4 separate regions of the Homo sapiens genome follow, and all the other regions are linked to region 3. A link is a loop called in an ENCODE intact Hi-C map of the cell type or tissue named here. Cell type or tissue: endothelial cell of umbilical vein. All regions are shown on one strand. Links, peaks and the distances in the headings refer to the core of each region. The heading gives the core; the rest is flanking DNA. Region 1 overlaps LOC105373281 (a long non-coding RNA gene). Region 2 overlaps DISP1 (dispatched RND transporter family member 1). Region 3 holds the start of FAM177B (family with sequence similarity 177 member B). Region 4 overlaps TLR5 (toll like receptor 5).

The links. A loop is a pair of places that touch in the nucleus more often than their neighbours do. Peaks named below come from ENCODE experiments on the same cell type or tissue, not always from the same donor. Only the 100,000 strongest peaks of a DNase experiment are listed, where the experiment ranks them.
Region 1: it touches region 3 in a loop (22-fold over the local background); 16 of 110 quality-filtered maps call a loop at or near these places.
Region 2: it touches region 3 in a loop (12-fold over the local background); 2 of 110 quality-filtered maps call a loop at or near these places.
Region 4: it touches region 3 in a loop (11-fold over the local background); 12 of 110 quality-filtered maps call a loop at or near these places.

What each region holds. Positions count from the first base shown.
Region 1 is chr1:223,680,471-223,688,473 of GRCh38, reverse strand. All of the region lies in intron 2 of LOC105373281 (a long non-coding RNA gene), which reads left to right. Among named protein-coding and RNA genes, the nearest start is that of CAPN8, 19 kb to the right of the region's middle. In endothelial cell of umbilical vein, for the core only: a CTCF peak has its summit at 4,071; a DNase peak (open chromatin) is centred at 4,093; H3K27me3 peaks cover 714 bases.
Region 2 is chr1:222,996,507-223,004,266 of GRCh38, reverse strand. It overlaps DISP1 (dispatched RND transporter family member 1), which reads right to left. Exons shown (of 9, transcript NM_001377229.1): 9 at 1-1,882. Among named protein-coding and RNA genes, the nearest start is that of TLR5, 140 kb to the left of the region's middle. In endothelial cell of umbilical vein, for the core only: a CTCF peak has its summit at 1,804 (motif pointing right); no DNase peak of the experiment used is centred there.
Region 3 is chr1:222,734,174-222,742,176 of GRCh38, reverse strand. It overlaps FAM177B (family with sequence similarity 177 member B), which reads right to left and starts at 4,975. Exons shown (of 6, transcript NM_001394345.1): 1 at 4,855-4,975; 2 at 4,156-4,273. It overlaps BROX (BRO1 domain and CAAX motif containing), which reads right to left. Exons shown (of 13, transcript NM_144695.4): 13 at 6,990-8,003. RefSeq lists a silencer at 3,213-3,262 and an enhancer at 5,192-5,733. In endothelial cell of umbilical vein, for the core only: no CTCF peak of the experiment used is centred there; no DNase peak of the experiment used is centred there.
Region 4 is chr1:223,120,055-223,128,057 of GRCh38, reverse strand. All of the region lies in intron 5 of TLR5 (toll like receptor 5), which reads left to right. Among named protein-coding and RNA genes, the nearest start is that of TLR5, 19 kb to the left of the region's middle. In endothelial cell of umbilical vein, for the core only: a CTCF peak has its summit at 4,153 (motif pointing right); a DNase peak (open chromatin) is centred at 4,187.

The sequences.
Region 1 (8,003 bases), core at 1,919-5,918, 950 kb before region 3:
TCTCTTCTGAAGAAAACAGTAGCAAACCAAATCCAGCTCTCTATATATGATAATATATCACAGCCAATAGCTGAGGTCAAGAATAGTAGATTGACCTCGTGTGGTGACTCACGCCTGTAATTCCAGCACTTTGAGGTGAAGGTGGGAGGATCGCTTGAGGCCAGGAGTTTGAGACCAGCTGGGCAACATAGTGAGACTCTGTCTATACAAAAAATTAAAAAAAAATTAACCTGGTATGGTAATGTGTGCCTGTAATCCCAGCTACTTGGGAGGCTGAGGTGGGAGGATCACTTGAGCCTGGGACGTTCAGGCTGCAGTGAGACATCATCGTGCCACTGCACTCCAGCCTGGGTGACAGAGCAAGACCCTGTCTCAAAAAGAAAAAAAAAAAAAAAAGGAAATTGCTTAAACATTAGGGAATCAGAGAATCAGTCACTGATGGATTGATATATATTAACAGAATGATGCATAAAGATACAGATATAGAAAGGTTGAAAATAAAATGATGGAAAAAGATATACTATGTGAACAGTATGAGAAGGAAGCTGGCATAACTATATTAAAATCAGACATAATACTTTAAGGCAAAAATCATTATTAGAGTTAGAATGAGGTTGTTTGTGATGATAGAGGCTCAAATCAAGAGGAATGTTAAAAAGGAAGAGGGATAACTCAAGGGAAGGTCAGCGAAGATTGTGGAGGAAATTGTGTGTTTCCAGGAAGCTCCAGGCTCCTCACATTTTCCCCACCAGCCAGCAGATAGATATTCCATAGTTTAATTTCTTTAGCTTAGTGCTTTATTGTATAGTTAAAATTAAAAAAAAGAAAGCAAGAAAGGAAGGAGCCATCAAGTTATGAAAGGACATTGAAGAAACTTAAATACATATTACTAAGTGAAATAAGTTGTATTAGTCCATTTTCATGCTGCTGAAAAAGACATGTCTGAGAGTGGGTAATTTATAAAGAAAAAGAGGTTTAATTGACTCACAGTTTCACATGGCTGGGGAGGCCTCACAATCATTGCAGAAGGTGAAGGCACATCTTATATGGCAGCAGACAAGAGAGACCTTGTGCGGGGAAACTCCCATTTTTAAAACCATTAGATCTTGTGAGACTGATTCACTATCATGAGAACAGCACTGCAAAGACCCGCAAAAGTCATTATTAGAGATAGAATGGGGTTGTTTGTGATGATAGATGCTCAAATCATTTTTCCCCATGATTCAATTACCTCCCACCGGGTCCCTCCCACAACATGTGGGAATTGTGGGAGCTACAATTCAAGATGAGATTTGGGTGGGGACACAGCCAAACCATATCACTAGTCCGTCTGAAAAGGCTACATAACATATAATTCCAAATATATGACATTCTGGAAAAGGCAGAGCAATGGAGACAGTAAAAAAAAAAGATTTCTGGGTGTTTGGTGAGGGGTAGATGAACAGGCAAAGCACAGAGGATTTTTAGGGCAGTGAAAATACTCTGTCTGATACTATAATGGTGGATACATATTATCATATATTTGTCAAAACCCATAAAATATACCATACTAAGAGGGAACCCTAAAGTAAACTACAGTGATAATGACATGTCAACATAGGTTCATCGATTTTAACAAATGTACCTCACTAGTGTGAGACATTAATAATTGGGAAGCTGTGTGTGTGTGAACATCTTACTTTCTTCTCAATTTTTTGTAAAGCTAAAACTGCTCTGAAAAATAAAACTATTAATTAAAAAAATTAATAGGAGTCTGTGTACAGAGATTCTTTTTGTACAAGGAAAAAAACCAACTCAAATTAAGCCAAAAACAAAAGTAAATGCATGATAGGTCTTGGTCCTGCTGCTTGATGACTTAAATCTAAGGTTATGGCAAAACATCTGAAGCTCATTGCCAGGCTGTGATGGTGCAGGACCCTAAACAGAATGCTCACAATGGAGGGGCTCATGACATTAAGCCACAGAGGCACTATGAGAAGCTTGCCACAGGTGACAGCGACAGAGCTGTGAAACTTGCCTGTGGATCTATAATTTGGAAGTGGCCCACAAGATGAACTCCATGGGAAAGAGTTGGGCAGATAGATACATGGCAGGGCTGCTGAGTCCTGTGTGCAGGACACCCAACACGAAAACCTCATCCATTTTGTGCTGTCGCCTCTTTTCTTCCTCCAAAAACCCATATGATGTATATTTCTCTTACCTTTTTTCCCTGCAGTAAACCTAATCCTATAGATGCAAGAAGGCCTGCATATACAGAAGCAATCCCTGCAGTCAGCAATGGAGCCTCTCTTCTCTTAAGTGACAGAGAAACTGAGTCACAAAGTAGTCTAGGAGTAGAATGATGGTTGCTAGAGGATACAAGGAGTGGGAAATGTGGAGTTGGTGCTCAATGGAGATAAAGCTGCAGTCTTGGAAGATGAAAAGATGAAACCTGCGGTTTTGGAGATGGATGGTGTGATGGTTGCATAACAATGCGAATGTACTTAGTGCCACTGCACTGTACACTTAAATGCTAAACCTAGTACATTTTATGTTATATATATTTTATCACGGTAAAAAAAAGTCCAAAGTAAATGCATGCTAAAGATTCTGGAATGTCATTGTAAAACCAAGGTAGAATACGCATGCCTCAGGAATAACCTAAACAGAGACTCAGATAACATTGGGATCCCCTTTTCAAGGTGGGAGGAAAAGTGCCCAAACTTTATTTTTCACAGCTTCAACCATCAGATTCAAGTCCAAAAATCTAGGGAAAAAACTCATTGACCCATGTTGGGTCAGGTACAGTCTCCCATATCAATCAACTATGCACAAAATGTGCCCATGCCACCAGGACTGTGGGGTGTGTGGTGGCCAATTTTGGTAAATACTCCATGTGCATTTGAAAAGAACACGGACTTTGCTGCTGTTTGGTGCAGTATTCTACATATGCTAAGGAGGCTAAGTTTGTTAATTGTGTTATTCAAATCTTCTATATCCTTATTGGTATTTTTGTCTGCTTGTTCTATCCGTTACTAAGAGTATTGTATTAATATCTCATATTAAGATTGCATATTTTCCTTTTTGTCTTGCCAATTTTTATTGTACATATTTCGTGGCTATGTTGTTATAAGTATACAGTTTTACTACATCTTCCCAGTGAATTGATCTTTCATGATTATGAAATGTTTCTCTTTATCGCTAATAATGCTTCTTGCCTCAGGGTGTTCTTTTTCTGATATTATATAGCTATATCATCTTTCTTTTGGTGTTTGCATGCATTTCTTTCTGTACTTTTATTTTTAACTTTTCTATATCTTTATAGTTAAGCTATGTCCCTTTGTTGCTTTTAACTAGGCTGAGAATTTTTTTAATGCAATCATTTAGATTTAATGGAATTACTAATATGTTTGCATCTAAACCTACTTTCTTCTTTTTGCTTTTTGTTTGTCCCATCAAGTCTATGTTTTCCTTCCTCTCCTTTTTTTTTTTCCTTTCTTTTGGATTAACTATTTTTTATTATTTCATTTCACCATTAGACTGGTTTTTACTATCCTTTTGGTGGTTATCCAAAATGTCAATAATGCAGAGGCTAAGAAACCCTGACTAACCTCTTATTTTCTCTAAACTGGCAGTAAAATCTAGAGGTTTGATTGGATTCAGTTTATTTTTTGGGGGGTGGACAGAGGTCTTCACAGATGAACCTATATTGTACACCGTATTATATGAGAAGGCAATAATGTCCCATGCATAGATGCACAGATTGATAAGTGGGCTTAGGTGTTTCAGTCAGATCCATCTATTATAAAGTTCTCCATTCGCCTTTCATCTAATTGTGTTAGCATCCATTGGTGATGGCTACCTAGACTCATTATGTCATTAAGGGTTGCCAGACGGTGACTCCTCTATCACTTGTTCTCCTATTTGCTGCAATTCTTAAGAAGAGCATTGCCTTGCCAACTACTTACAGTCCACACAGGAAAGGTAGGATAAATGCATGATTGATGAAGCAGGAAAAGAGTGTTACTATGCAATATTACACCAAGCACTTGGTTTTAAATTAATCTGAGGCCTGTTGGAGGAAACAGACATCTAGGGGGCAGCAGAGACCACCAGTTGCTGGAGCCATCACTGATACCTTTAACATGAGTTACCTCTGACTGCTGTCGCTGCGCAGTTTAATTTCAGCTGGCTAGAATCCCAGCTGCTCTGAGAGGCCATATTCCCTTGCTGGCTGCAGTGAGGAGCTGGGTTTGTCTCTGGTGCCTCCTGGTCCTTGTTACCTGCTGCTGGAAGGTGAGAGAGTATCTCACCTGGGACTAGCAGAGGAACCCAGCAGTCCTGTGTTGGGGCTAAGGGGGAGATGTGGAGGGGAGAGTGGACTCTGTGACAAGAATGCAGACTCCATCAGTTCAACTCCCTGGGTGCATTCTACATAAAGTGATCGTTTGTCACTTTAAACAGTGTCAATATGGTATCTTGGATAAATGTGTGGGCTTTTAGCTAACACACTTGGGTTCCAATCCTACTCCTGCTACTGAGGAACTGTGGATGAAGCTCAGCTTTCTCACCTGTAGAATGTGGCTGGTGATAGTTGCTATTGCACGGCATTGTTGCAGAAGCAGGAGATGGTGTGTGTAAAGGGGTCAGCCGGGGACCTGATGAGCAGGCGTGTGTGTGCACCTGTGTGCTGTCGGAGCAGGGAGCCCCTCACTATTCCCTGGTGAGGCTCGGCCCAGCTCCCAGGCTGATAGCTGTGTTCAATGCCCAGCAGCCTTTCGCCTCCAGAGAAGTGTAGCTAGACAGGGTGCACAGGAGGGCTGGGCTCCAGGCTCCCATGCCCTCTGTGTCAGATGAGCACAGGAAGACCCAGGGTTAAAGTGACTTCTCCAGGTCACTCAAGAATGTGGCAGAGCAGAGGCTGGAATCTAGATTTGCAGACTCTCAGTCTTGAGCTTGTATTGGCTGCATCTAAGTTACTATTTTCTCTGGATACTCTTACTGCTTCTCGAAATCCTTAGGTTGTCTTGGTTTAAGTTGTAGTCGCAAACATTTTCAGAGACTCACACGTGAAATGAGCCCTCAGTATACATGTGTACTTTAATTCATACAATTATACTCATCACGGGCTTAACTATACTCTGTCTCTTACCAGTCCAAGAGTGTGAAATACAAAGTTTGAATATGACTTATATATTTAGCTAATTATTAATTCATCAAGCATGTATTGAACTCATATTATGTGCCAGGTTCTAAGTCACAGAAAGAAATTTGAGATAGGCTGGGTGCAGTGGCTCATGCCTATAATCCTAGCACTTTGGGAGGCACAAGCGGGTGGATGACCTGAGGTCAGGAGTTTGAGACGAGACTTGCCCACATGGTGAAAACCCATTTCTACTAAAAATACGAAAATTAGCTGAGTGTGGTGGTGTGCACCTGTAATCCCTACCTAGGAGGCTGAGGTAGGAGAATCGCTCAAACCCGGGAGGTGGAGGTTGCAGTGAGCCGAGATTGTGCCATGCCACTGCACTCCAACTTGGGAGATGGAGCGAGACTGCATCTCAAAAAAAAAAAAAAAAAAAAAAAGAAATTTGAGATAAAGGGAATAGAGACATAAGGATGAAAAATACAGTCCCTGCATGCAAGGAATTTCAACTTTAATGGGAGTAGTGGGGAAGATATGGAACGGAGAAGCCAACCTTACAATTCAGTGAGATGCATGGGCTAGCCTTTACCTTGAGAGACATTCTGGAGGAGTGATATTTGAACTTAATCTAGAAAGGTGAGTCATGCCTAAGCAGGGAGAGACCAGAGTGACTGTCCTTGCAGCCAGAAAGAGCATAGAGGTGTGAAAAGGCATTGTGAGTTTGGGGGGTGTTTCCAATGTTAGTTCTGCATGGAGGAGATATGGGCAGACAGGGTTGTGACGGTGACAGGGCTGGGACACCCAGACGCTGAGGGTCACAGTGCTGTACCAAGGAGTTGGGCTATCATCTTTAAGGCAAGGTGAGGAGCATTGAAGTACCTTAAGTGACAGGATCAGACTGTGGAGATTGGAGGGATTTGAGAGATTTGGAAGGCTATTGTTGTGCTGCAGGCTAGAAGGAATAAAGAATTGTACTTAAGTCATGGCTGTGGGGATGGAGAGGAAAGAAATGACTCAAGGGATGGTTACAAGAAAGACTGGACAGGACATGTGTTTAAACAGTGACCATGGGAAGGATCTGCAGCAGTGTTTTGGGACGAACCTTGAGAAATTGCTACCATCTGCCCAAGTTCCCACCTGGCTATTACAGGTTCAGCTTGAGGCATTTCTCTAAAATTCCTTGTAAATTGAAAGTCTAACAAGAACCTATACTAACAAGGACCTGTTAATGTTTTATCCTCCTTTGCCTTTCCTTTGAAAACCCAGTGGAGAACTCAGTGTTCTCTTTGGACTAGTGACTGGGGAGCTGGGGACGGGAGATGAGGCTCTTTCCAAGTGCAGCCTAGACCCTAACTGCAAGGGAGAGTGACTGAGGGGCTGTGGATACCACCTTCCCAGCTGATTTCACTGCCAGGCCTGCTGTGGGAACAGGCTTGTTAGATTTGAGGCTCCCTGGGCAGGATTCTTAACTCGTAAATATCTCCCTCTCTACCTGCTGTGGGGATTTCTTTTTTTACTGTCCATGTTCAAAATTGGATTAATTGTAATCCTTGATTCATAATACTCTCATTATTATTAGTCAACACATGGCTTTCTTTACTTTACTTTTCTTTTCTTTTCTTTTTTTTTTTTTTGAGACAGAGTATCACTCTGTCACCAGGCTGGAGTGCGGTGGTGCAATCTCAGTTCACCGCAACCTCCGCCTCCCAGGTTCAAGCGATTCTCCTGCCTCAGCCTCCCGAGTAGCTGGGATTACAGGCACACACCACCATGTCTGGCTAATTTTGTATTTTTACTAGAGATAGGCTTTCACCATGTTAGCCAGGATGGTCTTAATCTCTTGACCTCATGATCCGCCTGCCTTGGCCTCCCAAAGTACGGGGATTACAGGTGTGAGCCACCGTGCCTGGCCAGCACATGGCTTTCTTTAATTTCTTTAAGTTATTATTAGTAGTATGACGAACTGGGCACAGTAGCTCATGCCTGTATTTCCAGCTCTCTGGGAGGCCAAGGTGAGAGGATTGCTTGAGCCCACGAGTTTGAGATCAGCTTGGGCAACATAGGGAGAGCCCCATCTCTACAAAAAATACAAAAAATACAAAAAATTAGCCAGGCATGGTGATGTGTGCCTGTGGTCCCAGCTACGTGGGAGGCTGAGATGGGAGGATCAGTTGAGCTCAAGAGGTCAAGGCTGCAGTGAGCCACGATCATACCACCGCACTCCAGCCTAGGCAACACTGAGACTGTCTCAAAAACAAAACAAAAAGTATGATGAATTCCTATGTATCCACCACCCCACCCGAGAACTAAAAAATTACTTAAAACTTACGTCTCTCTATATGCTCCTTCCTCACTTCGTTTCCCACTCTTCAGGGTGAAAGAGACCACTATTCTGATCTTCGTGTATATATTTTCTTTTTTTCATGAGTTTTATTTCATATATTTGTATGCATATGTTATATTTTCCACATTCAAAATTTCTCCACTAAACAGGGAAAAGAGAAAGACCCTTTACATGGAGAAGAGCTAATATGCACTCCTTGAAATTAGAGCCTGGCAGCTTCCCGTATATAATTCTTATTAAAAATATTAAAAATTGGCCGAGTGCAGTGGTTCACACCTATAATCCCAGGACTTTGGGAGGCCAAGGCAAGCAGATCACTTTAGCTCAGGAGTTCGAGATCAGCCTGAACAATACGGTGAACCCCCCCAATCTCTACTAAAAATACAAAAATTAGGCAGGCGTGGTGGCGGGTGCCTGTAATCCCAGCTATTGGGAGGCTGAAATGGGAGAATCGCTTGAACCTGGGAGGTGGAGGATGTAGTGAGCCAGGATCGTGCCACTACACTCCAGCCTGGGTGACAGAGTGGGACTCCA
Region 2 (7,760 bases), core at 1-4,000, 260 kb before region 3:
AACTCAGCTCACTGGATATCCACGAGTCCACCTCTTTATAAAACTGATGCATCTTTTCATAAGCCAGTGTGAAGAGGTAGGTACTCTGGAACTCTAACACCACTGCCCTGATAGTATCATTGATATCAAACCTCGGCCCTGGGGTTTTGCTATCCAAATGGTACCCTGTACTCCTTTCCAGCTCCATGATAGCTCTCTTGATGCACAGTTCAAAAATCTCTTGCTTGTAGGGGAAGCTCCAGTGGCTGCAGCATGGGTACAGGGCAGGCTCATCACAGTCCTGGTTTTCCATCCACTGTTTGAATGTCTCAATGAAGCAGCTGGTGAAGTCCTGTTCATCAGTCTGGTAAAAGAATGTTTGGTTTCTCAGTTTTTGACAGAAGTGCAAAATCCAGGCCTGGGAAGCTGGGCTGGCGATGTTAAAACTGCTATCTAATGTCAACTTCCCTTTACTCTTGGGATTTAGTGGGTTGCCATTGTCTTCTGGGGACACGCCCCAGATTACTGTGATGGGCATGTGGAGCTCCTCGCCATGGTGAACACGTTCAAACATGAAAAGCTTTTTGTATTCAGCATCATAACGCTCAAAAGGATGGGACGACCGGAACACCTGGAACTCGGATAACTCCAGTGAGGGCAGTTTCATCTTTGGATTTATACATACAATGTAGGCCCCACCTACAGTTAAGGCAAGGAACCAAAACAGCCAAAGGTAGCGAAACTTAATGACAATGCATGGCAATACTTTTTCGAAAAAAATTCGAGATGCTTCTGAAATGGCAAAGAGTACTTTGTGGCACTTCTGGCAAGCCACTGTCCAGCAGCTTTTGTTATCATATATTTGCTGCTGGGGCTTTTTGAAGCAAGTGAATATATTAAGAAGATACCGCTCATGCAGCACAACAACTGCTGGAAGCCATGTGACCATCAAAACGTAATTCACCAATATAGCTGTCCCCGCATAAACCCCAAAGCATCGGATTGCTGTAATGTTGCTAACATAGTTAGCATAAAAGGCAGCAGCAGTGGTAAAACTGGTGACGAACATGGAGAGGGCAGCGTGCTGCAAGGTGATGCTTACTGTTTCTGAGGTTTCGGCATGAGGCTTATCAAATTTTGTGTAGTTCCAAACATCACACAGGACAAAAGCATCATCTGCTCCAATTCCAACCAAAATAATGAGGGCAGTGAGGTTCATAAAAGGAAAAAATTCGAAGTGAAATACTACACGATAGAGAAAATAGGAAACAATCAAAGAACTGATTATTGCAAACATTGTCATCAGAGTGATAAACATGGACTTGGTGTAGACACACATAACTAAAAGGACAATCACAATGGCTATGGCAGGATACACAGTATCCATTAGAAGATAATCCTGAAACAAACTGTGTTTGATACCAAACTCAATCCCGGTGATGGTAGTCACGCCGTCAGAAGAGTTCCAGTTTTCAAAGTTGTCCAAGTAAATGTTCATCATGCTCTCCCCTTTCTCTGTGGGAGAGAAGAGCATGCTGTATTTTAAAGCTGGCGTGGCATAGTCAGCCGTCTTTGGGGTCATAAAGTCTTTGTCCACCAAGTAATGGAGGATCTGGTACACAGCATTGTACTTGGTACATTTGCGTGGCACATTGGTGCACTTGAGCTGGTCCTTTCTTCTGGCTGCCATGTCCCAGCAGTCTGGCCCCAGAGTGCCATTTTGGTAGTGTTTGGCACAAGTCCGAAGCAGCTTCAAGGTATGAGAAACGTCTCGCTCAACTATTTTCTGACAGGACGATCTATTGTTCAGAATGGCGATGTAGTTTCCCAGTGTCCAGCTGGGGCAGCAGGAGGCAGCAGTGGTCCTCTGGCAGAGATCACCAAACTGGGGATGAGATCTGATCTGCAGAGATAGAGACAAGCAGAAGGACTACAGTTTAAATTGGTTCACAATCGTTCACAACTGGAAAGGACTGCACTAAGGTGATCTTGAGGGACAGGGAAAGTTACAAAAGCTAAATAATTATCCACTTAAACTAGGAATCAGTTTGAATACAGGGTGAAATTTCCCCTAAATGGCGTCATGTTACAGGATGCCCTTTAGGTTACTTTATTCTGAATTAAAAACTACTGTTTGGGGATGACATGCAAGTGTGAAACAACTTCAACCAATGCTAGTTTTGTTTACAAAAGGAGATCAAATTAACACCTACTTAGTCAACAAGCCTTTTCAAAGCCACTTTAAAAAGCAATAAAATGGACAGGTTGTGAAGCTTATGTATATACATGCATAGGATTAAGAAAACCGTACACTTGATATATGAAACAAATTTGTGGTTTTGCCTAAAATTCTGGTTATCAGCATGAAATTGTTGGTGACTAAAGTACTATATTTCAGTCAACACAGTTAGAAGCAAAGATGATATTCCCTAGAGAACTGCTTTGGTCTGAATGTTTGTGCTCCTCCCAAATTCAAGTTGAAACCTAATCCCCAGTGTGTTAGTGTTAGGGGGTGTGACTTTTTGGAAGGTGACTAAATCACAAGGGAGGAGCCCTCATGAATGGGAGTAGTGCTTTTATAAGAGGTCATGAGGACACGTAGAATGCCCCATCTATGAGGAACAGGTCCTCACCAGACTGAATCTGCTAATTCCTTGATCTTGAACTTCTCAGCCTCTGGAACTATAAGAATTAAATTTTTGTTGTTTATAAATTACCCAGTCCGAGGTATTTTGTCACAGAAGCCCAAACAGATTAAGACAAAGACTGTTTGGTGAATCAAAAAGTGACCCCAGTAATATCAAAAGTGCTGATGTCAAGAAGCATAAAGGTTTGGAATAAAATTGTTTCCTGAAGTATGAGTAGAAAAGGGCAATGTTTCTGGATTAAAATATGATTGATATCTGATTTTTAAATTGGTATATACAATAAAATAAATGCCTAAGTAAGAATTTAATTATTTCTTCCATAAAGTTTATTCAAATTGGCAAAAATCCTTTTTTTGAAAACTTTCTCTTTTGGTAAATGAGGACCTGCTGCACATTAGCAAGTATGGTAATTCTGGATTTGGTGTGGACAGTATTTCATTTAAAACACTATTCCTGGAGAAGGCTTTCCATCTTATGGCTATTGTTATAAAAAATTGAAAAATTGTTCCATCACTGGTTTGCTAGATTAAAGTCTGAACCATTCCATCCTGTAAATTAGATGAGTAGCCCCTCTTCTCTGAGGTGAGAATAAGAAATATTCCTCTTCTCCTGAGCCTGACCAGAGACTTCTCTTTAGGAGAACCAGAACTAAAGATGACCTGGTCCTATCAGTTTCCCTCATCTCTATTTACCAAAGGCTGTTCCAGGGAAGAAACTCCAAAGTTCAAAGAGGAAGTGAATATTTTTTTTTTCTAGTAGGATTAAAAACACTCTTTACCTTGATTAAACTGGCTTTATCAATCATGTATTGAAATGTCTTCTCAAAGTAGAGCAGAAGCTGGCATGAATCACTGCTTCAGAACTGGGACTTACCCAAGAACCAAGTTACCTATGATCCCTGAACTCTGTTTATCAGGATACTTTCCTGGGACTAATCCTGTGGGGGTGGGGTATAGATGAAACAGGACTGGCCATGTGTTGAGACTGTGGAATTGGGTGTCCTATTTCGACAGTCCATTATACTATTTCTCTACTTTTGTATATGCTGGAGAATTTCCATAATAAAAAGTTGTTTGTTTTTCTACAGATTGAGGGTAAAGAAAAATGAACCCAAAAGGTTTTTGTTCAAATGTACTAAAATAATATTTACTTTAACAAAGCCTTCATTTTAAAGCTCATTTTTGAGGAGCAATCGTAAACATTCCATAAACTAGGATAATTCATACTTGACTGTTTCCAGATAAAAACATTCACATACGCTAACTTAGGGAAAACTGAACCACCCAACAACAGGAAACCCTGGAATGGCATCTCACTGGTTTTCATGGCAGGTTACCAGTTTTACCTTACAAAGACGTAACATACAAACCACTAGGGTCAGCTTGATGAACTGAATGAAAGGTAATGCAACCCCAATGTCTGACAGTTTTCAAATGGAAGAAAATGAACTGTATCCATTATGAAAATCCATTATCAGCTAGAAGGAAAATACCTGTAGTTGCTGAAATAACCAAATGCCAAAGATAAAGGACATGGAGTTGCCAACTAAAACTGGGAGAGAAAGCATAGAATTCTGTCCTTGAATAACCTTTTCAAATAATAGCACATTTTTAGATGTGTATAGTTGACCAAAGATTAAGCGGTTAGACATTATAAACACAGATTAAATGCTATTTTGATGGCTGCTATTAAAAACGAGTGCTAGTAAGTCACTGGGGAGCCAGTCCTCCAATTCAAAGATGGTACTGATTGATGGTCAACCTTTGGAAAACCAGTTTTCGAGAACTCATACAGGGTAAGAAATAAGGACAGAGAAAAGACATCGTGACTGGTTTTCTCTACCCTGAGTTGGATGCCAACACGCTGAATTTAAAGGAATGGAGTTCAAGGAATTGTCTGTACTTTTAGGGAGTAAGGTCATATGTTCTGGATCTATTCATCCATTCAAAAGCAAATTTACTGAGCATCTACATAAGATGAATAAGGCACAGTTGTCCTTCCTCCAAATTGTTCACAGTGTGGCAGGGAAATCAGACACAAACATAAGTAACTGTAATTCAAAGCGAGAAGTATGGTATTATCTGTAAGGGCTTATGGTGACCTACAGAGAAAGTACCAAAGTCTGTAAGTATGATGTGACAATGGCACTAACTTAGTCATGTGTGACTGAGATACAGAAACACAGAAGCATGTATTATATTATGGGGCTTAAAGAGACTGGAAAACAGGTATGTCTTCACACAGAACACAGATATGTTTTTGCCATATTTTTGGAAGAGGGATTCATAGGAATAATTTCAAAATCTTTGAAGTTTATAAAAATAAAAATGGAGTTAGTGGAAGCAACTTCTTATACCTCTCATGAGGAATATAGCCCTTCTAATTCTAGTTATTCACAAAATGGATGTTTAGGGGAATCATTGTGCTTATGTGGTTATAACATCTCTTGGCACACTTCCCTAGTTAGATAGTGCCAGGGGTGGAGTTGACTTAAAATAGAGGGTAAAGTAAGAGAAGAGAGAAAAAGAAGAAACCAGCAGAGAGTTTTAAATGATACCTTAACTTTTAAAACTATTGGCTAAGTTGCAGATATTTTAAGAAGCTGAGAAAAGAACAAAAGGGAGGAAAATTAAGCCCTTAATACCAGGTTCAATTGACTGCCGGACCCTCCTCCACGCGTAACCAACCTCCCTATGTATTAAACGTTTAAGGGGAGCCTCGGGAGAAAAGAAAAAGCAAGGGCTCTGTAGCCCTCTTTAAAACAAGAATAGGAAAACATGTTTCTGGGATCTTCTAAGCTTCAGGGGTTTTCTAGCTGTCTACAAAAGTCACCCTAGTAAACAGTCTCTGACACCAAATTTCAAATCCCTTTACAAGCTGAGTCCTCAGAGCTCCAACTTCTACATTGTACAAAGACTATGGAACAAGTACATGGTTTCCAGCAGAGTCAAGATTAGAGAGACTCACTTCTGGTTACTAACGACACCAGTGTGTCCCTTAGGATGTCAAAGGGCAGAAAGAGGCAATGAAGAAGAGTAGGGGAATCAACTGAAGCTCCTTTTGAAAGTGTGTAAGGAAACAAGCATTTCTGTTAAGAGGTAGACAACAGGATCAGAAACAGAAGTACTTCACTTTGGAAACCAATGTCTGAATTATGAGTACAAATGGCATGTAATTTAAACAAAACCTAGAGTTTGAACTAAATGTGCTGTAAACACAGGCAGGTGACAATTGAAACATCTGGTCTCACTGAGATCTTATACTAATTACCAGACGTTTTCTGGAGTCAACCCACCAACAATTAAGGTCTTCTGCTTGCTATTGCTTGGTTGCGCCCCATTTAACTTCATAGTTGTTAATAATCAAGTGCTTCCATATAACAACCAGGATTTGGGGGCTGGGGAGAGGAACAACTGCCAAGTAGTCTTAGGACAACTCTGCTCGAACCACTGTAACAAAGAAAACCCCTAACAGTGTCTTCAACTGGGAGACTAAAAAAAGGTACAGTAATATTCTGAAAGTCGAACTGTTAACCAATAGTTATTACTTAAGATATCAGATGAATATATTATCTCCATGAGAAAGGTTTATTATTCCAGGTTCATAGAGTTTGAGACTAGAATACAAAGGTGTTTATAATTGGTAAAAATAGTATTTAACAAGCTAAAATGATAACCATACTCTTTGAGGTAGACTTTTGGGGCTTTGATCACCTATTTATTCATTTGTTGGTATGGATCTATAATTGGCCATACCAACCATTCATTTTGACACATGTCTTGAGTCTGTTTCTCAAATTCTCACAAGAGCACCGCAATACTGCTCTCTTCCTAATTAACTGCCAAAGCATATAGATAATGCTTTTAGTTGTTGACTTAGAAAATATGTACTAAAAACATGTAGTTGTACTGTTCTTGCCAGGGATTACAAACTTAAACTCACAGCTGTCCTATCCTTATCAACTCGGTAGAAAGATAGACAAGCAGAGTACATCTATTCCTTTAGATAATCTAAATTATGCAAATGCAACAAGCTAAACCATTAGAAAGCCACATAGATTCCATTGCTTTGATCTCTTATAGAAATGCTTTTACTGTAATGTTTTCTTGCTACCAGCCTACCTATGTTTTGCAAATCAGCTGAACTTTAATATTGTATCTCTTCTAAGCACGCTGTTAAAAATTTTGTACACAGTGTCACACTTCTTTTATGAAGACTATGGGGGAACTGTCTCCTCCCGTCTTAGCAGGAGGAAAAGCTGGGCTTCTAAAAAACAAACTTGTTACCCTATTTATATGACTTTTGTTACTGATTGTGAATCCTTTTTGCTCTGGCTGCTGGGAGGTTACAGATAAGTTTGCAGCTCCCATCAGCAAATGTACAAGATTGTGGGGTGTGCATTAGTATAAATCTCATCCTTAGCTTTATTATTTTCCTCCCATTGTTTTCCCTTCATGTATTTCATTCAACTTATTTATCTCATCCTTTGCATATGCTTTTCTGTAAACTACCTCAACATGATGATTTTTATCATCTATCTATCTATATAAATCATGTTGAGGTAGTTTACAAATATATATATATATATAGAGAGAGAGAGAGAGACAGAGAGAGAGGAGAGATGAGAGACTATACTACTTTTATTTATGAAAGCCACCATGGCGTACTATTGCTTACTGGCTTTTGAGTCTCAGAGTCTAACATGTACTCATGGAATAAATTGCTAGCTCTTTAAGAAAAAAAAGGATACTTATTCCAGACCACAGTGACTTTTTAAGCTTCATTTGTGTGGGAAATGGCATATACAGGAAACAAAACGGGGGAGGTATCTTCCTCACTAGAAGCATAAAGCAGGGTGGGTAAAGGCAGACGCTGGAGTTCAACTTGGCTGGGTTCCAATCCTGGAAGTGCCCCTGACCAAAGATGTGAACTTTCCTCAACTGAAAAATGGGCTATTTAGTATTTAATTCACAACACTGTCATTGGGATTAAATGAAATAATGTATTAAAGTATTTAGAACACTTCCTGGCACATGGTAAATACTCACTAAATATCAGCTATTAATTAACTGAGTGAATTCAATCACTTCAGAGTCTTCAGGAAAGGGAAGGTCTGAAGATCAACCAAAGGTA
Region 3 (8,003 bases), core at 2,138-6,137:
AAAAGTTAGGTGATATAAAGGATAGATGAGAAAGTTCAGTACGTCTAATAGTAGTTTCAGAAGTGAATACAGGCCGGGCGCTGTGGCTCACACCTATAATCCTAGCAGTTACAGAGGTTGAGGTGAGAGGCTGACTTGAGGCCATGAGTTTTAAACCAGCCTGGGGAACACTGTGAGACCTTGTCTCTATGAAAGAAGAAAAGAAAGAAAGAAAGAAGGAAGGAAAGAAAGAAAGAAAGAAAGAAAGAGAGAGAGAGAGAGAGAGAGAGAGGGAGGGAGGGAGGGAGGGAAGGAAGGAAGAAAGAAAGAAAGAAGAAAGGAAGGAAGGAAGGAAAAAAGAAAGAAAGAAAAAAGAAAGAAAGAAGAAAGAAAGAGAGAAAGAAAGAAAGAAAAAGAAAGAAAGGAAGAAAGAAAAAGAAAGAAAGAAAGGAGGGAGGGAGGGAGGGAGGGAAGGAAGGAAGGAAGGAAGGAAAAGAGAGAGTTGAGCAAGGTGGTGCATGCCTGTTGTTCCAGCTACTTGGGAGACTGAGCTGACAGACTTGCTTGAGTCTGGGAGTTTGAGGTGAGGTTGCAATGAGCAGCGATTGTGCCACTGCACTCTAGCCTGGGCGACAGAGAAGATGCCATCTCAAAAAAAAAAAAATAGAGAATTCAATATCCAGCTAAACAATAAGTGGGAGTAATGTAATGATATATTCAGACCTACAAAAACTGAGCATTAACCATTCCTGCATCTTTATTGAAAGATTAATAATAGGAAATTCTATGTCAAGAAGAAGAAAACTAAACCCAGAGGTAAGAAAAAGTAAGATGTCCCAGGCATGGTGGCTCATGCCTATAATCCCAGCACTTTGGGAGGGCAAGGCTGGTGGATCACTTGAGGCCAGGAGTTCAATATCATCCTGGCCAACATGGCGAAAACCCGTCTATACTAAAAAAAATACAAAAAAATTAGCCGGACTTGGTGGCATGTGCCTGTAGTCGCAGCTACTCAGGAGTCTGAGGTGGGAGGATCGCTTGAACCCAGGAGGTGGAGGTTGCAGTGAGTTGAGATTGCACCACTGCCCTCCAGCCTGGGTGACAGATTAAGACTGTCTCAAAAAAAAAAAAAAAAAAAAAGAAAACAAAAAGTAAGATGCAATAAATATAAGTAAAAACATTAGTAAACAGGATAACAAACCCGGGCGCGGTGGCTCACACCTGTAATCCCTGCACTTTGGGAGACTGAGACGGGCAGATCGCGAGGTCAGGAGATCAAGACCATCCTGGCTAACACGGTGAAACCCCGTCCCTACTAAATATACAAAAAATTAGCTGGGCATAGTGGTGGGCGCCTGTAGTCCCAGCTACTCGGGAGGCTGAGGCGGGAGAATGGCATGAACCCGGGAGGCCGAGCTTGCAGTGAGCTGAGATCGTGCCACTGCACTCCAGCCTGGGTGACAGAGCGAGACTCTGTCTCAAGAAACAAAACAAAACAAAAACCAAAAACACTATTTTGGTGGGGACAGTATAAAGACAAAACAGTATTAAGTATTAGATAATAACAAAAAATATGAGCTGACAGAATTCTAAGTATTGTTTTGGGATAGGCTGGATAAGATACGTTGTGAAGTATGCATATTAACAATTGAAAGGTAACTAGACAAATAATGGAATTAGAATGTATAGCTTCAAAACCAGCAGAAGAAAATAAAAAAGAACAGAAACACTGTGAAAGAAGGCAAGAGAGAGGAAACAGTAAGGAAAAATCATGATCAAAAGAAACACTAAACAAAATATTAGCATTAATTCCAAGTTAAGTCAATAATCATAATAAATGCAAATGGACTGTCAGTCATCCATTAAAATGAAGACTAGAAGATCGAATTTTAAAAATATTTTATGGGCAATGCAAACATGATTGAATATACACACATATATATTCATATATGCATATGCTTATATATATAAAAATAAATCACCAAATCTTATTGCTACAGTGCTGAGTTTAATGCCTTTGTCAAAGGTCAGAGTTGCAAAAGATCTGCCAAAGGTTACATTTGTCATCCACAGCAAGGTGATGTGGTATCTGCCCTGTTTGGGGACCTCTGAATGGTACACATGGTTTCCCCTGACTTAGTAATGGTGTATCACAGAAAAGCCTCAGTAAGAAGTAGGAAGAGGTATTATCATTTAGTTTCTGATGCTAAATAGCAGCAAAAAATACCCATTTTAATTTGGTATGTAAGACCAACAATATGTTAAGCATAATACTATTGCACAAATAAATACTATCAGTGCCATAGGAAACAAAACACATTCTGCAACAACAAGCAAAATAAAACATTTTCAAAAAGAAACTTACATAATTCCTCTGTATTTTTCTTTCATTAATTAGTGATGTTTGGTGTTGAAAGTAGTACAAATTTTGATGTTAGAAATTGTTCAATAGATGATAAATTTAAGAGTTAAGGGTTCTGTAGGCTGAGGCCATACAGTGCACTTGGATATGCTGACGTGGAAGTGTTCTCTTGCGTGTCTTACAGGGTGGAACATGTTTGAGTTGTGGGAAGGTCTATATTTATACATCCAATATTAGCTAAGCCCAGTGGCTCTCAAAATTATTTTGTTATGAGAATCATCTGGGGGTCTTTTAAATAATTTCAAAGACAGGCCACACCTAAGACCACTTAAATCACAATCTCTGTGGGTAGAACTCAGGCACTAGTATATTTTGAAGCTGCCCAGGTCATCCCAATGTTCAGGCAAGTTTGGGGACCAGTGCCCTAAAGAGAGTGAGAAAAGAAGAAACTTTGAAACTGAAACAGAGACTTGTGATTTAGGGATTTGGTGTATTGCAGAAAGCTTAAACATCAGGCTAGTTGTAAGACATCTTGTCTATTTTTTTTCCAAGAGGCTTTCTTGCTTTCTACTTTCTAAACACTTCTTCACACTGCCCCAAGCTAAAAAGCTTAAATATCAAAAGTTTAAAAATAAGGCCTAATAGTCTCATTATAGTCAATTTACTCCTCTTAAGACTGTCCAAATTCATACATTTCCAAACCAAATGAAACATACGCACACCCTCATCCCCTGTACACCTGGCTTGCCTCTATTATCTTACAGACTGATGATATCTGTTGGCTCTCTGAAGAAAATACCAGTCTTCGTTCTTTATGATTATGGTGTTGTGCATTAATAGCCATATACATCTTTAAGTTCAGAGGGCTCTTTGGGAGGTTGGAGGGGAGTGGAGAGAGAGACCGTGAATGAGCACAAGAGTGAGCACTAGCTAGCTCACAGTTGGTTTACTGAATGTTTTTCTGCCACCTAATGGGCATTTTAGAATATGCTATGCAAAATTCATCTTTGTAATCGGTACATGTCACACAGAGGGGTCTCAATAGTGAACAGTTTGGAATCAACTTATTTACAAAAACCTTGGGAACATTGCCAGCTTCACACCTAGATGTCGGTATTTTGTAAGTGATCTTCTTTTGGCTTTGGTTTAATTTTTTTTTTCTTTTTTTTGAGACACGGTCTTGCTTTTGCCCAGGCTGGAGTGGTGCAGTGGTGCAACCTCGACCTCCCACAGGCACGTGCCACACGCCCAGCCTTTTTTTTTTTTTTTTTGCAGTTTTTGTAGAGACGGAGTCTCCCTATATTGCCCAGGCTGGTCTTGAACTTCTGGACTCAAGCGATCCTCCTGCCTCAGCCTCCCAAAGTGCTGGGATTACAGGCATGAGCCACTGCGCCCGGCTCAGTTTAATTCTTGGGAGCACCTCTACCTTTTGTTTCTTAAAAACCCCAAATACAGACTATGAAGGATAGTTCCTAAGTATATAATGTAATTAACAGGCCATATAATCTCTCTGACCTTTTAAATATTGTATTACCCCAGGGCTCAGTGATTGGACCTCTTCTCTTTCCTATCTGCTTTCTTGATGATCTCCTTTGGCCCTGTGGCTTTCAATACTATCCACACACAGATGATTGTAACATTTATATTCTCCAGGTCAGACTTTTTCCCTGAGTCTCACAGATCCAACTACCTGCTTGACATCTCTTCTTAGTTGTCTAATGGACATCTCAATCCTAATTTGTCTAAATCTTTGCTCATGCTTTCAGTGCAACTCTCCCTCCATCCCCCCAACACACACATACTCACACATTTACCTCTACTCTTCTGGCAGCCTTCTCATCTCAATAAATGGCAACTCTGTTCTTCCAGTTGCTCAGGCCAACAACACTAAAGTCATTCTTGGTTCTTCTTTAATCACACCTCACATCAAATCTGCCAGGAAATTGTCTTGGATATTTCTGGAATCATACTTTTCATTACTCCACTGCTACCACCCTGGTCTATCATCTCTCACCCTTGCCGTCGTCTCTCACCTAGATTATTGCAGCAGCCTCCTAATTGGCCCCCTCCAGTCTACGCTCGAAAAGGAGCCAGAATTGTTAAATCCTAAGTGAGACCATGTCATGTCTTTGCTTAAAACTCTCCAGTGGGTTCCCGTCTCACCTAGAGTAAAAGCCAAACTCCTCATAATGGCCTACAAGGCTGTATACCTAACCCCTACGAGCTTTCTGACGCCATCTTGTACTACTCTCCCACCACTGACATCACTCTAACCCCACGGGCCTTCTTCCTGCAATTCCCTGACCACACAGGTCCGCCCTCTCTCTCTGCAGAGAGCTCTCTGCTGGCTGCTCTATTAGTCTTTCTTTCCTTAGACTGTTTCCTTGCTCATTTCCAGTCTTTAACTCAAATGGAGACTACACTGAGCTCCGCTTTCAAGGCAACCTCCCATTGCCTTCACCACCACCCTCTGCATCTTACCTCCTGTTTCATTTTTTCTCCTTAGCACTTACCAACACTGAACACTCCATATTCCACCTGTCTCTGTCTTCCCTTTCCTCCCTGTCCTGCCCCTTGGCAGAGGGGGAGGGTTTTACCTGTTATGTTCACTGCTGTATCTTCTGCCCCTATGATGCCTTACACGTAGCTGGAACTCAGTATTTGTTTAACAAATGAATCATACATTTAGTTAAGGTTAATGGGTGGGAGGAGTTATATAACAGATTGGAAAAATAAGAACAGACTTGTAACTGTCTTTATTTCCTGCTTTAGAAATTACTATCTTCATTTAATATTTTTCTGATTACATCTATCTACTAATCATTTCAATTAGCTCCTTCACTGAAACACAGCATTGTAATCTGTACCAAGAAAATAACACACTAGTTCTACATCTTGGCATTTAACTTCAATAAGTAAATATACTATTTTAAGTATGTAACACTTAAACATTTTCTAGAGCTCTTTCCATTTTCATTTATCTAGAAAATGTTTTCAAATGGACTGTTAAAATTCAGCTAAGAACTGATGTTGGGTCATTACGCTGGAGCTAATTAGCATTGCTTGCCTGGAGCTGCTGGTCCCCCTTCCTGCTTCCACCTTTCCTTTTTTCTGAGGTGGTTGAAAGGTCAAACCCCTGGTGAGAGGAGAGAACCAAAGCCCCACTGCGTGCCTCAGATGCAGAGTTTCACAGCGTGGTATTCACTGGGTATTCACCGACATTTCTCTAGGCCCCTTCACCTGAAGGAACTGGCCTGCTCCAATCAGTGACTTGCAGTGTGTGTGTCAGGGGCAAGGATAGAGTGAGGAAAAATGTGAAATAACAAATCACTGCCGCTCCTTGAGAATTACAGGAGCATCACCTGGCAGGATTTTTGTATCCTTATTTTCAGTATTAAACCACATACATGCACCCCACTGCCTGCATGCCTGTCCATGCCTGTCCCACTGTGGTGTTTCACAGCATTTTTTACATCATGGCAGATAGAGAAAATTAGTTGTTTGGAATTCTGGAGGCGACCAGCCTGGGAGCTCCAGCCACCTTAAGTGCTGCCCAGCTAGACACCCAGAAGGCTTCGATCAATAGCTTGAGACAAACTACTTGAGAAGCTCTGCATTAGAGAAGCAAATTCAAGTCTTGACATTTTCTCAGGGGAGTGCTCTGAAAGTGACTATATAAGCTTCTACCGACCTCAAGCAAATCACAGGCATTAGATACATTAAATTGCTGAAGTGATAGCTCTGGCTTTTTGGATATGCACAATCAAATATAGTTTTCTGTTTTATAATTTGTCAACTCCCCTTCCAGATTAACTATTTTGATCCCTTTATTACTATAACATTCTTAAATATTTAAATTTTAAGCAAATTATTCAAATGTCAAATAAAATCTTTAGATACAAACTTATGGTAACCCAAAGTGACATTCCAAGTTTATTTTACACACATTAAGAGATAAGAAACCCAGTATTTTCTAAAGCATGAGTACTCTAATTCTGAAAGAATTCTGAATATGGTATTATTTCTGCATGCATTTATACAACGCTAAAAGTGCTGCCTCAAGTTTGCAAGGAATAGAGTTTTCTACAGATTATTGTACAGCGATAATGATACACTCTTTAGCTTAGCGTACCATAGTACAAATACTGTATCATGTTGGCTATTACTAAGCACGAGACATAAACAGGCCAATCAAAATCCTTTGAGATTAAGAAGTGATAGGTGCCAATAAACATAAGTAGAAACTGAACAAGGAGCGTTGAATATTTAATGAACCCATGAAGCATAAAACAATTGATGCAAATGTTTGTCATTTTATTTTTTTTGAGACAGGGCCTCACTGTGTCGCCCAGGCTGGAGTGCAGTGGCATGACTGTGGTTCACTGCACGTGCCACCATACCCAGCTAATTTTTTATTTTTTACAGAGACAGGGTTTCACCACGTTGTCCAGGCTGGTCTCAACTCCTGGGCTCAAGCAATCTTCCTGCCCAAGCCTCCTAAAATGCTAGGATTATAGGCGTAAGCCACCATGCCTGGTTATCTGTCATTTTAAAACATTACTGTGAAGAATAATTTTGCACTGTTTTAACTGCTACTGGCTTAGTAAGTATAAAAATATTTGTCGAAAAACAAAAGATCTCAATGAAATTGTAAGTAAAATTACTTTTATTTTCATAAATAAAAAGACAACCCATTATACACTTTTAGTTGAAGTAACATGTTAGTTGTCACTGCCTAGTATGAAATCCATGTAATAGTTAACAAACAGTTACACCTCTCTATAACCTTCATGCAACTTCTATACATTTGATAATTCCCCAAAATTTCCAACATTTCAAAAAACATTATATATAATGGGATACTTTAGTCACAAAGTGTCACCTTTGCTGAGTCAACAAAATATTTATATGCTCATGTCAAAGATGCCTACTGATGTAAAGTAATACCAGTATTGCTGCATTTTACAGAAGCACTGAGCATATTACATTTTCCATTTCGTATATGGTAGTATCATCCCCAAAAATGTCAATGTGAAAATTTAGTAAGTAGATTAATAAGCACAAGTACCTAAAAGAAACAGGTCCCACAGCCACAGAGTAGAGAGCTGGCATCAAGTACTGTTTAAAGTTTTGTCAGTAAGTGGCACACAACAAACAGACAAGTGATTCTGTAATAAAGACAACATAAAATACAGGGAGATTTAATAAGTGTTTTTTCCATAGATATTGAAATAAAATTAAATGTCTGTTTAGTTATTACTCCACTTATTCTGGAAACTGCAGCTTCCAATATCAATATTATACTGCAAGCAGTATTTAGTACTTCTGTATGTTAAGAAAAAAACCTCACTGAATTTATGTACCTTTTTTTAAGGAGTGTAAACTATGATATATGATTTAAGTAATCACTTATTTGAATGCAATATTGATTCAGATAGGCATAATCTATTCATTTTTCATAATGAAATGTATATTCCTATTTCAACACTTTATGCAGATTTTACTTATTTCTTACAGGGCTGCTGTGTGGATTCAATGGCTTATCTATGTAAGTGTCCAGCACAGTATCTGGCACATAGTAAGCTTTTAGTGTATGCTACTTATTTATATTAAGTGAGTCAATCTGTCACTTATAATAGAAAAACTATCTAATGCCTCAGGA
Region 4 (8,003 bases), core at 2,006-6,005, 390 kb before region 3:
CTCTAGCCTCATGGTTCTCAGACATGGGTATGCATCAGAATGACCCAGATGCATTAAAAACACTGCCAGGTCCCAGCCCCAGAGCTTCTGATTCAGCGGGGCTGGGGTAAGGCCCAGTAATTTGCATTGCTCGCTAAGCCCAGGTGCTGCTGCTGCTGCTTGTTCCCGGACTGCACTGTGGGCACCACTGCTCTGGAGTCTGCAGAGCTCCAGCAGGGACTCCTGTTGAGGAGAGACGGGCATATAGTGGGAGCCCAGGCCTAGGACGAGTAACTCTAGGACAAACAAAAATTCCAGATACAGTGCAAGAAGAGGTAGTGATGAATGAAAAAGCGATCACTCCAGCAGAGCTTTCAAGTCATGGTGGTTTATGAAGGGAGTTAGAATTGCACCTGGGGAGCAAGTGCTGAGGTTAATGGCAGTGCAATTCCCCGTCTGTTTTATTGGAACTGTTGTCAGAGGCAGAATGCTGGGCTGGAGGGACTGTGGCCCTAGCAATGTTTTGGACTTGACAATGCCCATTTGTTGGGCATGGTTCCGGTGGGATGCTGTATTATGCAGCTAGAGAATGTATTTGTCCTGGAAGAGTTCACTTTGTTCACTGCCCTCGAGCCTTTATCCAAGGCTAAACCCACATGCTGTACCTACTTTTGGAATTGGTCCAGGAATTTTATACCTGTGTGAATTTGGAGAAACTCTCTCAGACACCCATTTGGAAATGCATTAGTGTTTTTCTCAGTGAGTCCTCCATGCTTGCTGTTCCAATGGCCCTCCAGGTTTGGGCCCAGCACCTGCCAGGAGAAGCATTCCCTCTATAGCTTCCACCTGACCACAGCCAGCCCAAGCCCTGCTCAGAACCCCAGGCCTGCCAGCGAGCCTGTGACTGGAATTATCTATTAGGGATCAAGCATTAACTTGACACAGGAGCAGCCCTGGCTCAGCTGGAGGCATCCGCATGCTGTGGTGCCCCAGGAACAGAGGCACCCCTGAAATGCAAGCTGTGTGTTTGCTGCAGAGACACCATGGCCCATAACTCCCCAAGCATAAGTGAGCAGCTCTGCTGTCCAGGCAATGAAGTCAAGAAAGGGAACCAACCCAGCTAATGGCTGGGATTAAAGCTAAATGAATTCAGCTCAAATGAAAGGGATACTGACCCTTCTCCCTCTGGCCTCATTAACTTAATTAACAGTGCTTGGCAGGAGTATTGAAGCCTGCATTGATTGTTCTGTTTCTGTTTTTCCCCCTCAAAGCCCTAGATACAAGTTAAATCAGCCTTAATAATAAAAACCCAATACTCAACAGCCCTCAGATTTTCTTACCAGCCCTTCTTCCTCTAAGAGAATCACTTGGTTTCTGAGTTGGAGGGGATCCATTAGACCAACACTTCTCAGAGCATGGCCTGAGACCACTAGCTTCAGAGTAACTGGGATATGGCTATAAAATGCACTTTCCAGGCCTCAGAGGCCTGTGGAACTGGAATATTGAGAAGTCCAGTTTGGGTATTTGTAGTGGGTTTTGGGGGTTTAATTTAATTTTTTTAATTGTGGTAAAATAGACATATAATTTTCATTTTATAAAAAATGTCCATTTTAATAATTTTTAGGCAGACAGTTCAGTGACATTAAGTACATTCACTACTGTTTGTCTCCAGAATGTTTTCATCATCCCAGACTGAAACTCTGCCCATTAAACGCTAACTCCCCATCCTCCCCTCCCAGCCCCTGGTAACTTCTGCTCTGCTTCCTATCTCTGAATTTATCTATTCTAGATATCTTGTAAGTGGATTCATGCAATATTTGTTCTTTTGTGACTGGCTTATTTTACTCAGCATAATGTCTTCAAAGTTCATCCGTCTTGTACCGTGTGTCAGAATTCCATTCCTTTTTAAGGCCGAAAAATATCCCATTATATAGACAACAAATTTTGTTCATTTATTCATTCATTGGTGGATATTTGGGTTGTTTCCACCCTTTGACTATTGTGAGTGATACTGCTATGAATATTGGTGTGCAAATATCTGTTGAGCTTCTGCTTCCAGTTCTTTTGGGTGTACACCCAGAAGTGGAATTGCTGGGTCATGCGACAGTTAGTTCTGTGTTTCATTTTTTGAGTCAGTACTGTTTTTAAGCAGCCCACATGGTTCTAAGCTGCAGTCAGGGTTGCAGCCAGAAGACCAGGTGATCAGACTCTCTGCTGGTGGAGTCACCTGAAGACTCTGAACAACCCTGGATGCCCAAGCCACACTCCACACCAACTAAATTTGTAATTTTTTAAAGTCTCCTGGTGATTCCGGTGTGTAGCCAAGTTTGAGAACCATTGGTTTCCATCAGTGATTCTCAAATTTGAGTGTGTATAAAATTCACACAATGGCTAAGGATACAGATTCCTGAGAGAGCACACCACCACCCCCCCACCAACACCACAACCCCCACCGCCACCACCATCACCACCAACCACCGCCAATCCCAAAGAGGCTCATTTAATGCATCTGTGGTCAGTCTGGGCTTCCTGGGTCTGAAGACTTCCCAGGTGATTCTAGTGTGTAGCCAAGGCTGAGAGCTACTAATCTTGTTAAGTCTTTCAATGAAACATGAGAACACTGAGAGTGTGAAAGGTGACACACTCTGCCCAAGTCCCTGAGCTCGTTAGGTTCTGAGTCTGCACTCATTCCCAGGGCTGATTTTCAAGACAGTCCCACGGGTTCTCCATACTCAGCCTTGCAGGTGCAGGGGGTAGAATCTTATATAGAACCTGCATCTTTTCTACTCTTAATTTGAACTGTAATCCTTGAATTAGAGTGTAGTCAGTGCTGCTATAATGCTTGTTTTGGAATGTAAATTTGTTTCTAACGTGATTGATGTATTAGGGAACAATATTAATGTGTTAGGGAAGACTATTGATATGCTGGAGAATAATATTAACATATTCAAGAATGTGAATTTCACATTTGCTTATGTGCAATTTCTTGCATGTAAAGGCAGAAAACTGCACCCAGCTGTGCCAAAACACAAAAGAATACACAAAATACACCTCCAATATTAGTCAGCTACCTCATTCTCCATGTGTGATTTGAGCCACATGCACCCACATCTGTTGCTGTAACTTCCCCTCTGATATCAAACAACCCTTCTTCCCCCATTCACAATAACTCACTGGCGGAGTGCGGTGGCTCAGGCCTGTAATCCTAGCAATTCTGAAGGCTGAGGCAGGTGGATCACCTGAGGTCAGAAGATCGAGACCAGCCTGTGCAACATGGTGAAAGGCTATCTCTACTAAAAATACAAAAATTAGCCAGGCATGGTGGTGCACACCTGTAATCCCAGCTACTCAGGAGGCTGAGGCAGGAGAATCACATGAGCCTGGGAAGTGGAGGCTGCAGTGAGCTGGATTGCATTCCAGCCTGGGTGACAGATTGAGACTTCATCTCAAAAAATAAAAATAAAATAACTCACAAGCTGCAATCTTTCGGATGTCCACTTCCACAAGCAAACTGCAGGTCATTTTCAAAGTCAAGTGCTGTATTATGTATTTTTAAGAATTTAACTTGGCTAAAACTGTGCTACCTTAAGGGGGCTCCAATCCTTTTTTTTTCTTTTTCTTTTTTTTTTTTGTTTTAGACGGAGTCTTGCTCTTGTCGCCCAGGCTGGAGTGCAGTGGCATGATTTTGGCTCACTACAACCTTTGCCTCCTGGGCTCAAGGGTTTCTCCTGCTTCAGCCTCCCAAGTAGCTGGAATTACAGGCACCCACCACCACACACAGCTAATTTTTGAATTTTTAATAGAGATAGGTTTCACCGTGTTGTCCAGACTGGTCTCGAACTCCTGACCTCAGGTGATCCACCTGCCTCAGCCTCCCAAAGTGCTGGGATTACAGGCGTGAGCCACAGCGCCTGGCCCAATCCTTTCTTTATAGGCCACTGTTAAGTTTTCAAGTGTGAAACACCCTAGCTCTATTTTTCCCATGAGCCTTGTGGTTTTTATTGTGTGATTTTGCATAGTGTAATGACTTGTAAAAAGGAATGTATGTCACCTGATAGAAGAACTAACTGTAGATGTAATTATACACATTGCTTTTTAGCATCCTTTTAACAATGAGTGAGCAGCTCACTGCCCCCTTGAGAATTTTAGTTCCTGTCCCTCTCTTTCCTCCCTCTATAACCACTAGATGGCGCACTCCTCCGCTGGGGTCGGGCGCCTTTGCAGCGGCAACCTCAACAGCGTGGACGCCGTTCTTGAACTCTCGTCTCACTGAGGTTTGATTGGGTCTGGAACAACTTCACAGCCTGGTTCTCCTCTTTAGATTGGATTTCCCCAATCCCAGTGCTCATTCAAGATTTACTTCCGCCCACTTTAGCTCTGGCTTCTTTTTGGATGGTACTTCTTCCCAGGCTATCTGCAGGAACTGCCTCGCTGCACACACCTCTGCTCACCTGCTCACCTGGTTCCTCTGCTCACCTGTCCTGCCATTTAACCCACAGAGATCTACTTCAGAGACAAAAATCTCGTTATTTCATGCCTTTCTGTACTTCATAAAGAAATCTGTCTGCGTGGTATCTTTGTAATACGACATAAGCCCAGACAATGTTCTTTCACATCCATTTGTTCAGCTGGCCTTATCCACCTTACTTACTTACTTTCATTTTAGCTTCCCTATTAGGTACTTGAAAATTCAGTATCCTGGAACATATTTCGTTTGGGGCTGTCTTTCACTTATCTTTACCACAAATTCAAGGTCACCCAGTTTGGTGGCATGTTTGGGAACCGGCATTGAGTCATCCATAAAAACAAAGAATTTAAACTAAAAAATGTAACTGTTCTTCAGAGCTGGCATTCTCACTCCCATGTCTGCAGGGATTTCTCTGGTTTCATGAGATGAGAATTTCCTTCTCGTGTTTGGATAAAATAGCAGCTGCAAAACTGTCAGCAACTTGGGGTCCAAGTTTGTTCTTTCCTGCAAATACTGGTAGTTCAATATTGGAACATATTTATATCTTAGAGTCACTTAAAATCCTCATTTCTGAAATCAAATTTTCTATTCTCTTTTCTTCTAGAATAGAGATCAGCAAACTACGGTCTGTGTTTGGACTGCAAAACCTAAAATATTTACCCTCTGGCCCTTTAGAGAAAATGTTTTCTATCTCCTGTTCTAGAGCCTAAAGTGTGATTGTTTAACAGAAACTAAGGGTCCTCAATGTGACATGGAGATGGACAGGCCTCAGGAAGTCAGCAAATCCTCTGAAACTGGGTTCAAAATTTGGTTTGTGATGCAAATGTGCATTTTTATAGGAAAAAGGATCAAAGCTATCATCAGAGTCTCAAATGGGTCCAAGACTTCAAAAGGTTTAAAAACATGTTGTCTACTTATGGGCAGTGTGACTGAGCATGAGAGCCCACCATAACATCCTAGGTGTGAGCAATGAAGCCAACATGCTTACATGCCTTGTTAGGGCACTTCAGAATCTACTTCATACTATAAGATGTGGAAAAGGTTATGTGGAACCCAATACAAATATGGTCTTTCCATTACCATTTATTTTCCTCCTTGGGTGTCAAGGCCTGTTCTCCCCCACTATTCTTGTCTCATCTGAAGTACATCTTCAGACTCTTCACCCCAGGTACCACTGAGTAAGGGCTCATGCTTCCTACCACACACCCTTATCTCTGCCTCCCAGGATTATATCAGCTTCTAGAATCACAGCCTTCCAATTGCACGCCAGGAACCCTGGAGCTGGATTTAGGGCCCATTGCAATAACTGCCTCTCATCTCATCCATTGTGACATCTGTCCCTCTCTTCATAGATTCTATTCTGCCCTTTTTAGGTTGGTTTATCATCATGATGCATATTTGATATTATTGAACACTGTGGGGTGTCAATGCTAAATGTGTAATTGAGGATGGCAGGGACAGAGCAGAGCACCTCCCATGGCACCTGAGAAAGCCTGTCCCAAACCTTGGAGGTAGGAGGGATGGTGCTTGCCTTTAGGAGTTTCTTCTGAACTGTAACACCCTCATCTGCCCTGATTGGTTTCTATTTTCTTTCAATAATTCTTCATTTTATCTATTGAGATCACTTTGAACTTTTATCCCATTTTCCAAAATGCAGCCTCCTGCCTGTGTGTGTCATCTATAAATACAAGGTCATTACCTCTGAGGCCCATTTGAAGCCACAAGAAATTCACTGAGACAGAAAGTGGCTACTTTGTTTGCATTACTCAATCTCATCACCTACAAAAGAAACAAACACTGGCCAGGCACATGCCTGTAATCCCAGCAGTTTGGGAGGCCGAGGTGGGCTGATTGCTTGAGCCCAGGAGTTCGAGACCATTCTGGGCAATATGGCAAAACCCTGTCTCTACAAAAAAAGTACAAAAATTAGCTAGCATGGTGGTATGCACCTGTGGTCCCAGCTATTCAGGAGGCTGAGGTAGGAGGATCACTTGAGCCCAGGAAATTAAGGCTGCAGTGAGCTGTAATCGCACCACTGCACTCCAGCCTGGACAGCAGAGTGAGACCCTGTCTCAAAACAAAACAATCACAAACTATGTAGATGGAAAGAATACATAGGATTCGCAGAATTCCTGGCTTTAGTCATCAGAGTGCCTGTAAGGAATGTGGAAAAAGACCTGGAAGCTTTACCTCTCGGCACTGCAGCACTGTCAGACCCAGGCCTCTGTTTTATAACAAATATTTGAAATGACCTCTTTATTATTTTGAAATGACATTCATAGCTGTAACATAATCCACCTACATACATAATTTTATAGAAATCAATATACTGTCCTAACTTGGATATAAAAAAGAAATAAAAGGGGAAGTAATTTATAATGAGTTGGTACATGTCTCAATGTGTGAATGCTTATGTGCAACTAGAAGATGAAATGAGTTAAACACTCACACCTACTTATAAAGAAGATGCTTGGATTTAGGAGAAGTAAAATAATATTCAACTGACCCTTCTTAAACATTTTTTTTCCAAGGCAGGGTCTTGCTCTGTCGCCCAGGCTGGAGTGCAGTGGCACAAACACAGCTCACTGCAGCCTCAAACTCCCAGGCTTAAGCTATCCTCTCACCTCAGCCTCCCGAGTAGCTGGGACTACAGGTATGCACCACCATGCCCAGCCAATTTTTGCATTTTTTGGTAGATATGGGTTTTTGCCATATTGCCCAGGCTGGTCTTAAACTTCTGGGATCAAGTGATCTACCTGCCTTGGCCTCCCCAAGTGCTGGGATTACTGGAGTGAACCTCCACACCCTGCCTCTTCTCAAACTTTTTTATTACACTTGACATTTTGAAATGAGGACTAAGTAAATTTGCTCACACATAAATGCTACCACCATATGATGCAGATGGGCACTGTTTGTGACATTGTTTGATTCTCCACAGAGGCACTGGCCATCATGAAGTGATTTTCTGAAATGGTGAATAACACTGTCAATAAAAAAAAGTCAAACTCTGCAAAATATTTCGAGAGTTTATTCCAAGCCAAATGTGAGGACCATGACCTGTGACACAGCCCCAGGAGGTCCTGAGAACATGTGCCTAAGGTGTTCAGGCTACAGCTTGGTTTTGTATATTGTAGGGAGACACGAGACATCAGTCAGTCTATGTGGGGTATGCATTGGTTTGTCCGAAAGGTAGGACAACTCAAAGCCTGGGGCTTCCAGGTCATAGGTGGATTGAAAGACTTTCTGACTGGCAATTTGCTGAAAGAATCAAGTTTTTATCTAAAGGCCTGGAATCAAGGGGTTGTGAAGAAAGGTTCTTATGCAGATGAAGCCTCCAGGTAGCAGGCTTTAGAAAGAATAGATGGTAAATGTCTCTTTCATGAGAACTAAAAATGTGCCAGACTCTTAATTAAATCCCTCCTGGATCAGGAAAAGACCTGGAAAGGGAAGGGGATTCTCTACAGAATATAGATTTTCCCACAAGAGACAACTGTGCAGCGCCCTCTCAAAATATGTCAAAGAAATGTTCTATTTTGGGGTAAAATATTTAAATTTC